2 separate regions of the Homo sapiens genome follow, and region 2 is linked to region 1. A link is a loop called in an ENCODE intact Hi-C map of the cell type or tissue named here. Cell type or tissue: CD4-positive, alpha-beta T cell. All regions are shown on one strand.

The links. Hi-C counts contacts between places; a loop is a spot of excess contacts. Peaks named below come from ENCODE experiments on the same cell type or tissue, not always from the same donor. Only the 100,000 strongest peaks of a DNase experiment are listed, where the experiment ranks them.
Region 2: a loop joins it to region 1, with 11 times the contacts of the local background. A loop is called at or near these places in 25 of 110 quality-filtered maps.

The regions. Positions count from the first base shown.
Region 1 is chr17:39,977,355-39,985,354 of GRCh38, forward strand. GSDMA (gasdermin A) reads left to right here. Exons shown (of 12, transcript NM_178171.5): 12 at 1-414. PSMD3 (proteasome 26S subunit, non-ATPase 3) reads left to right here and starts at 3,453. Exons shown (of 12, transcript NM_002809.4): 1 at 3,453-3,836; 2 at 6,940-7,130. The coding sequence starts at 3,617. RefSeq lists enhancers at 1,263-2,462, 2,884-3,063, 3,284-3,563, 3,364-4,341 and a silencer at 3,744-3,793. In CD4-positive, alpha-beta T cell, CTCF peaks have their summits at 3,265 and 3,479; DNase peaks (open chromatin) are centred at 2,707 and 3,317; H3K4me3 peaks cover 2,468 bases; H3K27ac peaks cover 1,493 bases.
Region 2 is chr17:39,617,633-39,625,632 of GRCh38, forward strand. It overlaps LOC124903997 (a long non-coding RNA gene), which reads left to right and starts at 4,210. Exons shown (of 2, transcript XR_007065748.1): 1 at 4,210-4,264; 2 at 4,444-5,528. RefSeq lists silencers at 219-318, 399-538 and enhancers at 600-1,103, 771-1,271, 1,272-1,772, 4,760-5,049. In CD4-positive, alpha-beta T cell, CTCF peaks have their summits at 4,468 (motif pointing right), 4,674, 5,994 (motif pointing left) and 6,205; DNase peaks (open chromatin) are centred at 269, 449, 4,509, 5,949 and 1 weaker place; H3K4me3 peaks cover 1,570 bases; H3K27me3 peaks cover 684 bases.

The DNA of each region.
Region 1 (8,000 bases):
GATCTTGGCTCACTGCAACCTCCGCCTCCCAGGTTCAAGCAATTCTCCTGCCTCAGCCTCTCGAGCAGCTGGAATTACAGGCACGTGCCACGACACCCAGCTAATTTTTGTATTTTTAGTAGAGACGGGGTTTCACCATGTTGCCCAGGTTGGTCTCGAACTCCTGGCCTCAAGTGATCTGCCCGCCTCGGCCTCCCAAAGTGCTGGGATTACAGGCGTGAGCCACCGTGCCCGGCCTGTGCTTAAATATTCTAGGAGTAGAAGCACTCAGACTTTTAAAACTATGAGCCGTTTCAGCAAAACTGAGAAAAAAAGAAGATTAATTAATTTCCTATCCTAATCCCTCCTACTTATACTTCCCCAAAAAACAAGCTTTACTGGAATTAATGGAAAATATTATGTCAATCTTAGGAATGATATGTCTTTTGGTGTTTTTCTTTAAAGAATTTATCATACAGAAATTCTTAATTTGTGCCAGAAAAAGAAATTGTTATCATACTGCATATAAATCATATGTACATGAATATGATGCTGTACTGTCCTCAGGCAAACTGGAAAATGCTCAGAGGGTATAGAATGTGGAATCCAGATTTTTTTTTCTGTTCAATTAGTTTTCTTTAATGGAATCTAGAGTCTCAAGTGAGAAGATATCAAAGCAGTTTGTCTTCAAAGAAGAGCATTTGGGAGTCCCCTAGCTCTGGGTTGAGGGAAAGACCGAGAGATATATAGTAGAAGCCCGAAACAAAAATAAGACAGATTTCAAATTTATTGAACAGAAAATGCAGATGGGCCTTTAAAAAAAAGGGGGACCCAAGAATAAGACTAACCCAAAACTTTAAAAACTAAATTGTGATATTATTTCACCTTTCTCTGTTCTGCCCTGAAATTTAGGGTTCTTGTAGGAGGAAGTAGTGTGGGTAGGCTTGGCATATTACTACTAATATGGATATTACAATCTCATCAAACCGCTGGGTTTATATCATCCTCCTCTGCCTAAAAGCTGGGTTTGAACATCTTTCACCAACCTCTTTTAAAGCAGTATCAGGACCGGACACCGTAGCTCACGCCTGTAATCCCAGCACTTTGGGAGGCTAATGTGGGCAGATCGCTTGAATCCAGGAGTTCAAGACCAGCCTGGGCAACAGGGCGAAACCCTATCTCTACAAAATATACCAAAAATTAGCCAGGCATGGTGGCATGTGTCTGTGGTCCCAGCTACTCGGGAGGCTGAGGTTAGAGGATCACTTGAGCCTGGGAGGCTGAGGCTGCAGTTAGCCAAGATAGCACCACTGCACTCCAGCTTGGGTGATGGAGCGAGATCCTGTCTCAAAAAATAAAAATAATTTTTAAAAAAGTAGTTCTATGAGTGCAGTACATGTCTGTAATCCCAGCACTTTGCAAGGCCGAGGCAGGAGGATCACCTGAGGTCAGGAGTTCAAGACCAGCCTAATCAACATAGTGAAGCCCTGTCTCTACTAAAAATTAAAAAAAAAAAAATTAAAAATTAGCTGGACATGGTGGCTCGCACCTGTAGTCCCAGCTACTCAGGAGAAGGAGGCAGGAGAATCGCTTGAACCCCAGAGGGGGAGGTTGCAGTGAGCCAAGATCACGACACTGTACTCCCTAGCCTGGCCAACAGAACGAGATTCCGTTTAAAAAAAAAAAAAAGTTTTATGAGTGGAAGAATTTCTCTAAGGATTTTGGTCCGTGGAGTCAGACTCTCCCCCAGTGTCTTAGTCACCCCCTGCCCAGCCTGGTTCCCTCATCCACCAAGAATTCATGACCAACTGCCAGAAGCTTTGTGTTATGCCGCCAGCCTCCCTGATCCTGAGCACCTTCCAAAGCCTCACTCTATTGCTCATGGATATACTGGGTTGTTATCTGCTGACTTGGTTGTTTTCTCCTTGTGATGTAAACTTAATAGAGAGATGAGCTAACACCCTAACTATCTAGAAGAGTAACTCCTTTGATTGTTAAGGATGAACATAACTCATCTGTTTTCTTCCTTACCATTCTCGCCCACCTTCAGTTGCAGATATGGTGTTATGAAGAGGTTCTAATGAGTTTATTCCAATGATGATTCAAAAGTCCTGTTATCCACCCCCCAGCCCTGGAGGGTGAGAGGACAGTTGAGGAGGAACTGGTCAAGGCATGTTCCCTAAAACTAGAGCACATATCTTTCCAGTTAGCGAGTGGCTGTTTAACGCAAGGAACATCCTGCAATCCTATGAAAGAGGATGCAAAAGATATGCAGGATACCCTTTATATATGCAAAGGAGGAGGTCAAAACATATTTCCTGCCTTCTAGGTCCTTACAACAGGGCTAGATTGTCTTGTAGGGTCCGTGAAAGGTCTAAAACTCAGGACTTCCACTTATGGGAGAGAGAAAAGTTTCAAGGTAGGGAGAGAGTTTTTGTTGTGTGTTCTAAGAAATTGGGAGCTATATCCTTCACCTTGTTTCACCTTCCCTGCAGAACCAGTGGGGCAGTCCTTTGAAAAATAAGTGGGTAGGGTTTCTTGTCCAATTTGCTTCCCCTTAGGTACACCACTAAGTAAACCATCATTCTCTCCTTAGGCACACCATTATTCTGTTCCCCATTTCACAATGTCTGTCTGGATGTATAAAAGCCCTCTCAATGGGCTCCCTAAAGCGTCTGCCAGTAGGGGCTCCCACCCTCTTTCCTCAACACTCCCAATCCACCGCAGCCCAGAGCACAGTGTCTGCTTATCTAACCATCTGACTCCCCCGTATACTACATTCTTGAGCTGTTTTTCACCCCCCTATTTGCTAACCGTGGGCCGTACATAGGGTGGACCCCTATATTTTGTTAAACTGGAGTGATTCTACGCAAATGCACGCTCCTACCTATCGGCACTCCCAGCCTGCAGAAATTGTATGCCTTATGTTCAGCACTAAACTCAAATCTAACCAAGGAAGTCCGGATCCCATAGGGTTCTTCCTACTCTCCAGTTCGGTTTATTTTAAGGCCAACAGCCCTAGCTTCACGTCCCTCCTTCACAGCCTTCTTTCCTTCCCTCCTGCCGGATGCGCCCGGCAGCCGTTGAGCACAAGCCCAGCGGATCTGGAAGGAGACCCCGCCGCGACCGGGGAAAATTGAGCGAACTTGGGCGCAAAACCCGCCCGGCAACTCGTGACGTCATCTCGTCCCGCGCTCGGATAGGCTGTACCCACTCCACGCTGGTTGAGGCGCTCTTAAAGTCCTTTGTAACCCAGATTGGAGCCTGAGGGGACCTCTCGTGGACGCCCACAGAAATGCACTCGAGAGGAACATAAAAGCATCACACTTAAGCGCTCGAAAGAAAGCCCCACGAACCCATAAAGGCTCCTCCCCGCTCCTTCCTCGAAGCTCCTCCTTCATCCTGCACCTCGGCTGTGGATTTATTTCCCCTTTGTTGACTCGGCCATCGGCCTGCCGGGCCTGGCGTTTCCCAGAAGGCCCAGCGCCGGGAAGGGGTTTGCAGCTGCTCCGTCATCGTGCGGCCCGACGCTATCTCGCGCTCGTGTGCAGGCCCGGCTCGGCTCCTGGTCCCCGGTGCGAGGGTTAACGCGAGGCCCCGGCCTCGGTCCCCGGACTAGGCCGTGACCCCGGGTGCCATGAAGCAGGAGGGCTCGGCGCGGCGCCGCGGCGCGGACAAGGCGAAACCGCCGCCCGGCGGAGGAGAACAAGAACCCCCACCGCCGCCGGCCCCCCAGGATGTGGAGATGAAAGAGGAGGCAGCGACGGGTGGCGGGTCGACGGGGGAGGCAGACGGCAAGACGGCGGCGGCAGCGGCTGAGCACTCCCAGCGAGAGCTGGACACAGTCACCTTGGAGGGTACGGCAGCCCAGGCCGGGAACGTGCCGCGATCGCGGGTGACAGCGACCCCTGTGATTTGGCTTCTTGCTGGGAAGCCACAGCAGCCTCCACCACCCTCAGTTCTTTGGGATCACCCCCAGATACCTGCTCCCACTGCCCCGACACTCCCGACTCCAGGCCCAATGACTGAACCTTCTCTCCAGGCTGGGAACCACTCCCCTCCCATCCCCTCCATCCCCATATCTGGGGTTGCATCTATATCTAGGTCCCAGTGGGCCTGGGGACTCCCTCTTTTAAGTCCTCCCCTCTGACCTATTCCGTTTATATCCCACCCGACTGATTTTAGCGCCTCCAATATATGACTGATTGTTCCCGCTGGAAACCAGTGTTTGTGTCTGTGTGTAAACAGGGCCAGGATGACCTAGAATATTGACTCCTGAGTTTTAAAACTGTACAGCAGATTTTTGTTGTCCTAGCTGCCTTTAGCACACTCCCCCGAATGAACCATTTCGACCTAGTATCTTGTTTCCTACTTCTCTAACTGAAGTGTCCCAACAGTCCCCTTGCTGTCTCCTCCCTTCAGGTCCTTACTGCCCCTCTGTTTCTAAAGGGTTTAAGTACATACACACTTAAAACTTTTCGGGTGTCATCTTTGTTTGGTTTTGTAATACTCAACCTTTGGCCTAAACTCCTATATACCGGTGTCTCCTATTTCTTTTCTCCGAGGTTCCTGTTTCGAGTGTCTGTAGTCCTCTTGTTCCTCCAAGTTCATGTTTTACTTTTCCCACTTACAGCGTCCTGTTTCCATTTGAAGTGGGCAAAGTGAGAGCTTCCCACTGTGATCCTGGTGCCATTTTCCTGGTTCTGGATCAAGTGGGACCAGACTACTTACTAGGTTTTCTTTTCACTAAAATGCGTGAGAAACTAGCTCAAAAACATTGAGATAAGCAAAGTTATCCTCCTAGGTGGTGCTTTTGAGGATGTGATGGTGTTGACTACATCAGCTCTTACTGTAAAGTTGAGCAACAGGATCGATATTTAATAGAGATCCTTTTACCTAAAGTAGTGGCAGCAATGTCAAAGGTGCCACTCAGCATTGCCTACTGGGTGTGTTTATTACAGGCACTTCATTTTCTTCTTGTAAAGTAATTCATATTCATTGCAGAAATTGTGGAATGTATGAGAAGTTAAAAGCAGGGGATAAAAAACATGGTTAACATTTTTTCTTGTGAATTTTTGAGCTGTTCTCCTATAATTGAGAGCAAGTTATGTATACAGTTTGTATCAAGGCATAACTAAATATAAATTTTGAATTTTATGTGTTTTCATTAACATTCGTAAACATAATCAGCATTCAATTTATTCCAGAAACATTTATTGAATACCCAATATAATGGTTAAGAGTACAAGTTCTGGAATTAGTTCCCTCATCTGTATAAATACAAGTAATAGTACAGTACTTTATTGGGTTGTTGTGAACATTAAAATGCTTAAAACTGTGCCTAGCACATAAATATCAGCTGTTATTATTTATATCATTAGTGTGGCCCAGATACCCTGTGCTAATCGGTGAATATACAGAAGTGCCTAAGAAACTACTCATTGATTGCATTCCCTTATTGCTTTGCATTTAAACTGTTTCTAGTTTCTTGCTATCATAAATAGCTTTGAAGCAATCATCTTTGTGCCCAACTTAAAAAATCTACTTTTCTAATTATTTCTTCAGTACAGATTCCCACCAAAACCTATATGCCTGAGTTTAAAAGGCTGAACATTTTAAAGGTTTTTGATAGTTATTGTCCAGAAAAACTGTGCTGATTTACATTATACCAGGAGAAATGTAGTTTTCACTGTACTCTATAATTTTTTTTTTTTTTTGAGACGGAGTCTCGCTCTGTTGCCCAGGCTGGAGTGCAATGGCGCGATCTCGGCTCACTGCAACCTCTGCCTCCCAAGTTCAAGCGATTCTCCTGCCTCAGCTTCCCGAGTAGCTGGGATTACGGTCACCCACCACCACGCCCGGCTAATTTTTTTATTTTTAGTAGAGACTGGGTTTCACCATGTTGGCCAGGCTGGTCTCCAACTGCTACCCTTAATGATCCGCCCTCCTCAGCCTCCCAAAGTACTGGGATTACAGGCGTGAGCCACTGTGCCCCACCTATAATTTTTTTAATGTTACAAATTTGGTAGTTTAAAAATGTTTCCATTTGCAATTACTCAAATACTAATGGAATATAATTTTTGTCTGTTAGCTATTTTTCCTCTTTGTATGTTAGTTCGTCTCCATTTTTGTTTTGAAATTGTGGCAATATAATCATTATACCATTATATCTCTTAACCATTTATACAAGCTCTTTATAGAATAAAAATATGAATCTTTGATCACATTTGTTGAAAATATTTTTCTTTTGTATACACAGTTATCTAAAAGGGTTTTTTTAAATGAAGTCAAGCCCATTAATCTTTTGTGCGTATGTGATTTCTCCCATTGTTCACATTTAGAAAGTCTTTTCCATTAAGATCTGATAAATCTGGACTCCAGGTTTCTGTAGTTAATTGGTTTTTCTTTTCTTCCTCTGTCATCCTCTACCCCATCCTGCACCCCCACTGTATGTTTTTCTTGCCACTTGGTTATGTCTTAAAATCAGTGTGTGGAATCTGTAAATATTATGGACCCCATTAGGGCAGAAAAGGTGAGTGGTCGCATTTTGCCCCTCTGTGAGAGGCTCCTTAGAACTCCTTGCCTGGCCGGCACGGTGGCTCACGCCTATAATCCCAGCACTTTGGGAGGCCAAGGCGGGCAGATCACGAGGTCAGGAGATCGAGACCATCCTGGCTAACACGGTGAAACCCCGTCTCTACTAAAAATACAAAAAATTTAGCCAGGCGTGGTGGCGGGTGCCTGTAGTCCCAGCTACTCGGGAGGCTGAGGCAGGAGAATGGTGTGAACCCAGCAGGCAGAGCTTGCAGTGAGCCGAGATCACACCACTGCACTCCGGCCTGGGCGACAGAGTGAGACTCCGTCTCAAAAAAAAAAAAAAAAAAAAAAAGAACTCCTTGCCTGGAGTGGTGGGGGACTAGGAGTGAAAGTGACATCATTTTCTTCTCTGCTCTTCTTCAGACATCAAGGAGCACGTGAAACAGCTAGAGAAAGCGGTTTCAGGCAAGGAGCCGAGATTCGTGCTGCGGGCCCTGCGGATGCTGCCTTCCACATCACGCCGCCTCAACCACTATGTTCTGTATAAGGCTGTGCAGGGCTTCTTCACTTCAAATAATGCCACTCGAGACTTTTTGCTCCCCTTCCTGGAAGAGGTGAGTGAGTCAGGCCAACTTAAAGGGTGCAGGCCTGGCCTCAGATCCCCAGGAACAGCATTGTTTTCCATCCTAAAGTCCCATCTTATTACCTGTGGTAGCATGAGGAGAGAAGCCAAAGCAGTCCATTTGAATACTCATCTGCACAGTGACAAGGGAACCGTCCACTGCCCTGTAGTGTCATTCTTCAAAGTCAGGGGATCAGGACCCTCCCAGCCAAACTCATTTCCCACTACCCTGCAACCTGTACCCCCTACTCCAGTTGAGGTTGCGTTGGGTGACCTCTCTGTTGTTCTAGGAGAGAGAAGGTGCTGCTGCCTCTTTCTTCTGAAGCTTCACCATGGAGGAGGTAGAGAACAGTGGTTAGGAGGAGCACAGCTGTCAGGGCCAGGCACAGTGGCTCACACCTGTCTTCCCAGCACTTTGGGAGGCTGAGGCGGGCACAGTGGCTAACATCGTCATCCCAGCACTTTGGGAGGCTGAGGCGAGCAGATCGTTTGAGTCCAGCCTGGATTCAAACAATCTGCCCGCCCAGGAGTTTGAGACCAGCCTGGGCGACATGGTGAGACCCTGTCTCTGCAAAAAGTACAAAAATTAGCCAGGCATGGTGGCACCTGCCTGTAGTCCCAGCTACTCGGGAGGCTGAGGCAGGAGGATCACTTGAATGCAGGAGGTGGAGATTGCAGTGAACCAAGATTGCACCACTGCACTCTAGCCTAGGTGACAGGGTGACCCCCCTACCTCAAAACAAAACAAAAAAAACCCCACAGATTTTAGAGGTAGAGTTGAATTTGAATCCAAACCCTGACAGTTAGTACCTGTGGGACTTGGGCGAGTGACTTCATTTTGCTGTGCCTCGTTTTCTTCATT
Region 2 (8,000 bases), 360 kb before region 1:
GAAGCCCTGCCTCACAAAATCTTTGCAAGGAGGAGCAGCGGCGTCCTAGGAGCAAGCACCTGGCGCCCGGTGAGCCCCCGCCACTCGCTCCTTCTCCTCCTTGTCCTTCTCCTGGCTTGCTCCCGGTTCTCTCCTCGCCACCCCCGCCCCGCGCCTGGCACGGCGCCCGGCGCGCCCCAGCCGCCCAATCCCGGCTCGCAGCCCTGACTTCCTGCCCGCCGGGCTCCCTCGGCACGTGCCCCGCGCCCCATGGGACCGCGCGCCCTCCCGGGGCGGCCTCCCCGCGGCCTCCCGCTTGGGGGAGCCGGGCTTGGGGGAGCGGGTCGCCCCGGCTCGGAGGTGGGGTCGGCGGGGGCCGGGCGGGCCGGCCGCGGCGGCGGGAAGGGGACGCTGCCCCTTTAAGGTGCCACCGCCGCGTGGCAGGGAAACAGCTTGTGCCAGCCCCATTCCGCCCGGCTCCGTTCGCTACAAGAAACACAATGCATAACAATCAGGCGCGCGCTTGGAGCCATGCCACGCGGCGGGGGCGGGGCGGGGCCGCGCGCCGGGCGGGGCGGGGGCTCCGGGGTCTCGGCCCCCGACCTGCGTCCTGGGCCCGCAGGGGAGTCCTGCCCCATGCTCCCGGGCGGGGCCGCCCTGTGCCCCAGCGAGGTGCCCCGGTGCCCCCCGCCTCGCCCGCGCTTGCCCCTCCCTCCCCGCCATCTCGCTCCCTACAAAGTTCATTCCCACTAACTCTTTTCCAGGCCACTTCCCCCTCACATCTGACAATCGGGGCCCCTCATTCTCCCAGTAATCACTCCACTGCACTAATTGCACATGCAAATATGCAAATGCGTATTAATTAATTACTATACTAATTAGTTCTGTGGTATTTGCGAGTAATAAATCATTGGATGGGAGCGAGGAAGCTGGAGACCTGGCCCATTTTCATTCTGCATAAAATTTTAATGGTCTCTCTGGCTGATCCGGGACGGCAGCGCGCGGAGAGGCTCTTAAAGGGCCAGTGGCGGCGGGAAGGGGCAGCGGTGGGGATCGCCGTTGACCCCGGCGGGGACTGGCACCCTAGAAGGAGTTGGAGATGCGGCCTCACATTCTGCAGGGGCCGTCTCCGGCGTGCGGTGGCTTCTGCCTCCCCCTCTGGGGCTCAGTGTCCTCCTTAGTGGCTTCTAAGGAGAGAACCTGGGCGGGGACCAGGAGCTGAACTAGGATTCTTTAAGAAAGGAAAGAGGTCTAGGAGATGTGAGAGGCCAATGCCAAGGCTTTGGGGCCCCAGGTAGCCTGGGAGACAGGAATGAAGACTCCATCTCCTGGATGGCTGAGTAAACTGAGGCACAGGACAGGCAAATCTTAGCTCCCACCCCTCTTCTCCCAAGGGGAAGGAAGCTAGAAGGATGTTCTGGTTGGCCCCAGCCTTTTCTTATATCTGGTGGGCGCCACAAGGTTGGGGGTGCCTCCAGCTTTCCCCTTCCACACGATCAAACCGCTGCCCCGCCCCCATGGGCACCAGCTGGCACCCTGGCAGAGTAGTCCTGGGCTTGAGTGGGCCCTGGGGACCCTGCTTTATTTCCAGGAGGTAGTCAGGACCCGGGCACAGGGAGGGGGCTGGCTGCTTTGCAGGGCCATTGACTGGGGGAGGCAGACAGAACCAGTTGTGCTCATGCCAGGGCGTAGGAGGATGCCAGAGGTGGGCACCTTAAGGAGGTGGGGACTGTGGGCCTGTCCTGAGCCGGTATTCCCCGTGCCAGGGTCTCTAGTCTGGTTCTGCTCAGCCTCCAACCTTCTGCCATCAACAAGCCCCTGGATAAGGCACAGCCTAAGGAGGGTCAGTGCTCTAGTGGGGGCCGATGATAATGACAGCAACTAACAAGACTATTAACTCGGCAAACATTTATTTAGCTGGAGAACTGTTCAGCAAGCTCTAGGTGCCTCACGACCCCCCAGTGACACAAGTTCTGTTACAGTCTCCGTTTTAAGGATGGAGAAACAGGGGCACACGAAGGTTAAGCAACCTGCTCAAGGTCACCCAGCTGTGAGTAGTGGAGTGGAGTTTGAACCCAGACAGTCCAGCTGTGTGTGGGTTCTTTCCAGCACACCACCTCTCCCCACCACCATTTCTGCAGCTCCTGCTCTGAACCACATCCTTTGCTAAGAACTTCATGGGCAGTATCCCATCCAAACCTTGCAACAACCCAGAAGGTAGGTTCTGGAATTATCTCCATGTGGAACACAAGGCTCAGAGAGGTTGACTAAGCTGCTCTGGAACACACAGGGAAGATGTAGCAAGGCCAGGCTCACACCTGGCTTGTGTGAGGGCAGAGTCCAACAGAGTCCTCCAGGCCCTCTGATCCCTCCCCATCTCTGCCCCTGCTGGGATCTCTGCCTCCTGGAAGAGCAAGAGGGCGTTGTGGTAGCCCCTGATGACTAGAGAAATGGAAGGGCTTTCAGTTAGATGGTAGAGAGAACTTGCTTCTTGAAAGGTGGGAGCTCCAGGGGCTGGGGTGGGATGGAGCCTTTTCTTCCTTTCCCAGACAGGCCAAGGAAGGGCCTTGGCTGTGTAGTGGGAGATGGGTGGGGATGGGGGTGGAGGGGTGGGGGAGAACAGAAGGGCCCAGAATGATAAAGCCTTGTGAGGACCACAGAACTCAGGAATCCTGGCTGGGTTTTAAAAATTTTGTCCCTGATAGGCCGGACGCGGTGGCTCCCACCTGTAATCCCAGCATTTTGGGAGGCCAAGGCGGGCAGATCACTTGAGGTCAGGAGTTCGAGACCAGCCTGGCCAACATGGTGAAACCCTGTGTCTACTAAAAATACAAAAATTAGCCGGGTGTGGTGGCGGGCATCTGTAATCTCAGCTACTTGGAAGGCTGAGTCAGGAGAATTGCTTGAACCTGGGAGGCGGAGGTTGCGGTGAGCCAAGATCACTGCCACTGCACTCCAGCTTGGGCGACAAGAGCAAGACTCCATCTCAAAAAAAAAGAAAAAAAAATTTGTCCCTGCATTCCTACCTGCCCCCCACCCATTGCCCCTGGAAATGTCTTGGGCACCCCCACCTCAAGAATTGCTATTTGGGTTTCCTATTTGGGTTTTCCAGGAGCTTCGGTCTCCAGCAGGGGGATGAGAAGATAATACTAAGCAACACTTTGTAATAAATCACTTGTTTTTTTAAACTGTGTGCTTATGAGCATCAACTTGCTTAGTTTTCATAATTCTATTGTTATCCCCGTTTTATAAATGGAGACACCGAGGAAGGAAAGACAGGTTAAATGATGTGGCCAAGGTCACACAGCTACTAAGTGGTAGAACTGGGACTTGAGCTTCTGAGCTGGGGTGCTTCACCACCCTGCACACGCTGAGCCAGATTGACCCCCTTGCCCAGCAGTCAGGGATCATGGTGGCAGGTGGCCTTTCACCCTGGGTCCCTTTGGAACTTGCAGATGCAAGGAGAAAGAACAGGCCTCAAGCCCGCAGTTCACATGGCCCCTCCCCATGTGAATTTTCATGGTGCTGTTTATATGCTAGCAGAAGCTGGGCAAAGTGAGTATTCAGGTGGCCCTGATCCCTCCACACTGGAGCCTCAGGACGGGTGGGCACTGGGAGCTCCAGAACAGGATGCTATCCCAGCATCTCTTGCCCCCTGCCAGCCCACCCTTGAGAGCACAGCAGGGTCAGGGAGTCAGTCTATTAGCATCTGTCAGGGGGACCACCCTGAGACAGAACACTGGGATTCCCATGATCTCAGGGTCCCCTTACCTCCTGGTGGCTCAGGGGGACTTCCCCAGGGAATCTGGACACCCTCATTTCCCCAAAACTAGAGAAACCTTTGACACCCACCTTCTGGACCTGAAAGTCGGGTGGGATATGGGGGTTGTGGGACTTAGGGAGGGATGGCCCTTGGGCTGCAGCCCATTAGGAAAGAAAACCCATCCCTGTCTCAGCACTCCACTGAAGACCAGAGAATCGGGGTTCATCAGGGTCCACACCCCTGCCCCCACCCACCTGCCCTGCAAGATGCCCAGTTTCTGGGTGAATGGGAGCAAGTTGGAGAGGTTGGGGGAAGAAGGCAGGAAGGGCAGGCTGGCGGCTCTGAGCTTCTCCATGCAGCCCCCGGGGCCGGGTGCCTGGGCAGGAGGACGGGGCAGAGCAGCTGCTGGCGATTTATTAAGCAGTCACGGAAAAATTGGTTTATAAATTAACAGCTGTTTTAACTTTAGGGCCTCTTCTTCAGGGAATGGAAGCAGCCGACTGGACCGGGATTGGAGTGTGTGTAAGGCTGGTGGAGGGAGTGGGAGGCGGGGGGCTCCGGCAGCTGGCATTCTTCGGGGGCAGCCTCAGCTGGCACCTCGGGGGGCACCAGGCAGTGGCCAGAGCAGGGGGTCTCCAGGTGCCGGGGACTGAGGCTACCCCTGCTGTGGGCTGCAGCTTGCTCTCTTCTCAACTTCCCAGCTCCCACCTGGGGGCGCCAGAGGGCACATATACTGCTGTACTCGTTTGTGCCACCAGAGGGCAGCCTCCGCACATCGATCTCTACTGCTTCCGAGAACTGTCCAAACCGGCGGGACTGAGAGAGAGAAACCTGGTCCAGGGCAGAGAAAGAGAGGAGCCCACTGCAGTGCGTGCAAGCGATCTTCCACGCGTCCATCCTGAATGTGTTAAAAGCAGCAGTTAAAGAGGGAGGGCTCTGGAGTTGGACTGTTTGCGTTTGAACCCAGACTCTGGGCAAAAGCTGCTGAACCTCTCTGAATCTAATAGCCTCATCTGTGAATTGGAAGGATACTAGCGAGGATTAAATGAGAGTGCATAGGAAGGGCCTAGCCCCGGTGCCCAGCACAGAGGCTCCATATGTGTCACCGTTGTCAATTTCTGACTCATGTATTCATCTATTCATTCACTTCTCAAACCATCCTCTCGGCGTCATGCAGTGCCTGCTGTATTCTGGGTACTGTGGCAGGTCGGTGATGATGTAAACAGAGATGGCGGCCAGGGACGGTGGCTCAAGCCTGTAATCCCAGGCCTTTGGGAGGCTGAGGCGGAAGGATCACTTGAGCCCAGGAGTTCGAGACCAGCCTGGGCAACAAAGTGAGACCCTGTCTCTACAAAAAACAATAATAAAAAAAACATTAGTCAGGTGTGGTGGTGCACATCTGTAGTTCCAGCTACACAGAAGGCTGAGGCAGGAGGATCGTTTGAGCCTAGGAGGTCGAGGCTGCAGTGAGCCGTGATGGCGCCACTGCACTCCAGCCTGGGCAACAGAGCAAGATCCTGTCTCCAAAAAAAAAAAAAAAAAAAAAAAAAGGTGAGAAAGACACGTATCAAAATAGTGTGCTAAGAGTTACGATACACCCAATGAGGGGAGAAGGGAGATTGACTTGGATGGGGCAAAAACGAACGTTCTGGGGTGACAGAAACATTATATATCTGTATTGTGGTGGTCAAATGCTATATAAATTTCCAAAAACTCATTGAAATGTATATTTAACACTTTATTGTAGGCAAACTGTAACTCAACAAAGCTGATTTGAAAAAAAGCACCTAAGCACCCAATGTGAATTTACTGAATGGGCAAAGGGATGGACGATGGGTGAATGAATGAATGAGTGCATGTGTAAATGAGTGTCTCAGATGGTTGTCCACCTGTCTTGGTGCCACCACTGCTCCTACTGAGGGTGTCCTTGCCCTCTCCTCTCGGGTACACGGGTTTCCCCAGAGAGGTGGGTCTTGGAATTCCTCTTCCTCCCGCGTCCCCCCTTCTCCCTTCCCCCAAGGGCAGGGAAAGACACCCCAGTGCTCCCAGCCAGCACTCCCCGGCTCCTCTAAGGGTGTTTCCTGGGACTTCCGGGGCCTCCCTTCCAGCTGCCACATGCCAACCCAGCCGGCTCCGGCTCAGCTCTGTGGTGCCAAGGTCACGGGTGTGATGCCCAACTCCAGACCCACAGTGCCTGCAGCAGCCACCCAAACCCTGGCCGACTCCGCCACCTGCCGGCTCTTTCTGGAAGCGCATCCCGAGAGCTCTAAGCGGGAACCTCGGTCAAGGGCTATCAGGAACCCTGCCCTGGCGGGGGCTTTATTTTTCTTCCTATTGAATAGTCACAGCCACCATGTGAGGTGGGCTCTGAAGCATAAGGAAACTGAGGCACAGAGAGTAGCTAAGAAATGTGTCCAATTTCACACAGTAAATTACAGATCTGAAATTCTACCCAGGGCTGGGACTTCCCAGTTGATGTTCTGTCCAGGTAAACACATCTTGCTTGGGAGGAGGGAGGGACAGATCCCAGTGTCCCTTCTCCCCCCATCCGGGGAAGAGGGCAAAGGCCTCACACCACCCTCCCAGATTTTCCCTCCAAAGGTGAATGCAGGGCCTCCTGCACGCCAGGCCCCGCGGCAGGCATCCAGCAATGGCGTGAAGATACATGATGGGAAAGAAACGCCTCAAAATAGTGTGCTCAGACCTATGGTACATTAATAGACACCCTACCGTCAACTTTTTCTGTCAGTCCAAGCAGAGAGACCCACAGTTCAATCAGAGTTACGTCAAATGAGGTCTTGAATTTGTTCCTTGGACCCAACCGCCTGTGCTTCTAACCCAAGAATAATAACCAAGGAGTGGCATATTATTTTTACATCTTATTTGCATATGATTAATTCTAAGTCAAAGTGAATGCAGGGCACCCTGGCCCCTTGCTTCTCAGTGCCCTCCCACCCCCACCCTGTGCCTGGTCCTAGCCATCTCCCCCAGCCCCTGCCGGACTCCACTGTCCCCAGCAGCCCCTCCCCACTCCTTGCCCCTGCCCACCCCTCCTCCAGCTCTCAGGAGTCCCATTCCCTTCCTCCTCTGTCGCCCACACAGCCCCCACCACCTGGCCGCCCACCTGAAAAACTTTTCCCCAAGTTCTTGAGAAGTCGCGTAGGATCCAGGAGAGAAAAATCAAAGTAATAAAACCTCATTTAATTCCTAACGGAGGGCAGAGCTGCGAGCTGCAATTATCTTAATGCTGAGCTATTTTTACTCTCTCTCCATCTCTGTCTTCTGCCTTTCTCTGTTGTGAGGTTCGCTGTCTCTCTCTCTGCCTCCCTTTGTCTCTCCATCTCTCAACCATGTTTTCTGTCTCTCTTTGCTTTCTCCTCTCTCCCCCCAATCTCTCTCTCACGTCCTGTCTCTGTGCAGTCTCTTCCTCCTCCTTCATGTCTGTCCCTCTGTCAGCCAGTCTTCCCCACCCTTCTTGGCCCCAGGATTTAGATGCCAGCCTGGCCACAGGCTGGGGGAGATGGGCAAAAACCCTCCCTCCGCTCCCAAAGACCTCATCTTCCAGGCCTAGCTGAGAGGGAGGCTTCTCTGCCCTCATCTCCCTTCTCAGCTGCCCCAGCCTGGGATCCGGGGAATGTTTCCTGATCTGGGGTCTCCCAGAGCTCCAATAAGTTCAGCAGAGCCTCCGTAAATAAGCCCTCCTGCTCAAATGGGGCTCAGCTGCCATGTTCCCTGAGGCCTTTTCAGCTCCTATGGGCTCTGAGGTGCAACTGGTGCTGATGCCTCCCTGTCTCCACCCTCTCATCACCCTCCCAGCTATCCTCTGTCCCCTTCATCCCCACGATCCTTCCCCACACTGCCAGCACTGGAAGCCACAAGCCCCTTCCCCACCTCTGCCCACCCAGTGGCTGTCCGGGCCACTGCCTGGGCCATGCCCTTCCCATACCCCTTCTTCCTTTCAGGACCTCCTTATTTACCCTCCGAAGGCACTGCCAAACAGGTCTTTGCCACTCCCCACCACACCCCATCTTCGACAGAGGTTCTGGGCCAAGCCTAGGGGCTGCCAGAGATGCCTACACCCCTGGGCCAACAACTTATCATCCAGCTGTTTCCCAACAAGTATATAAGTCAACAAACATACAGGGACTTGAGCCAGGCCTGGGGTGGGCTGATGTGGAGCTGGATGGCCAGGACATCCCACTCCTATGAGCAACACTCTGGACCTCCTGCCACCCTTTCCCTCACCCCCAGAGTGGGC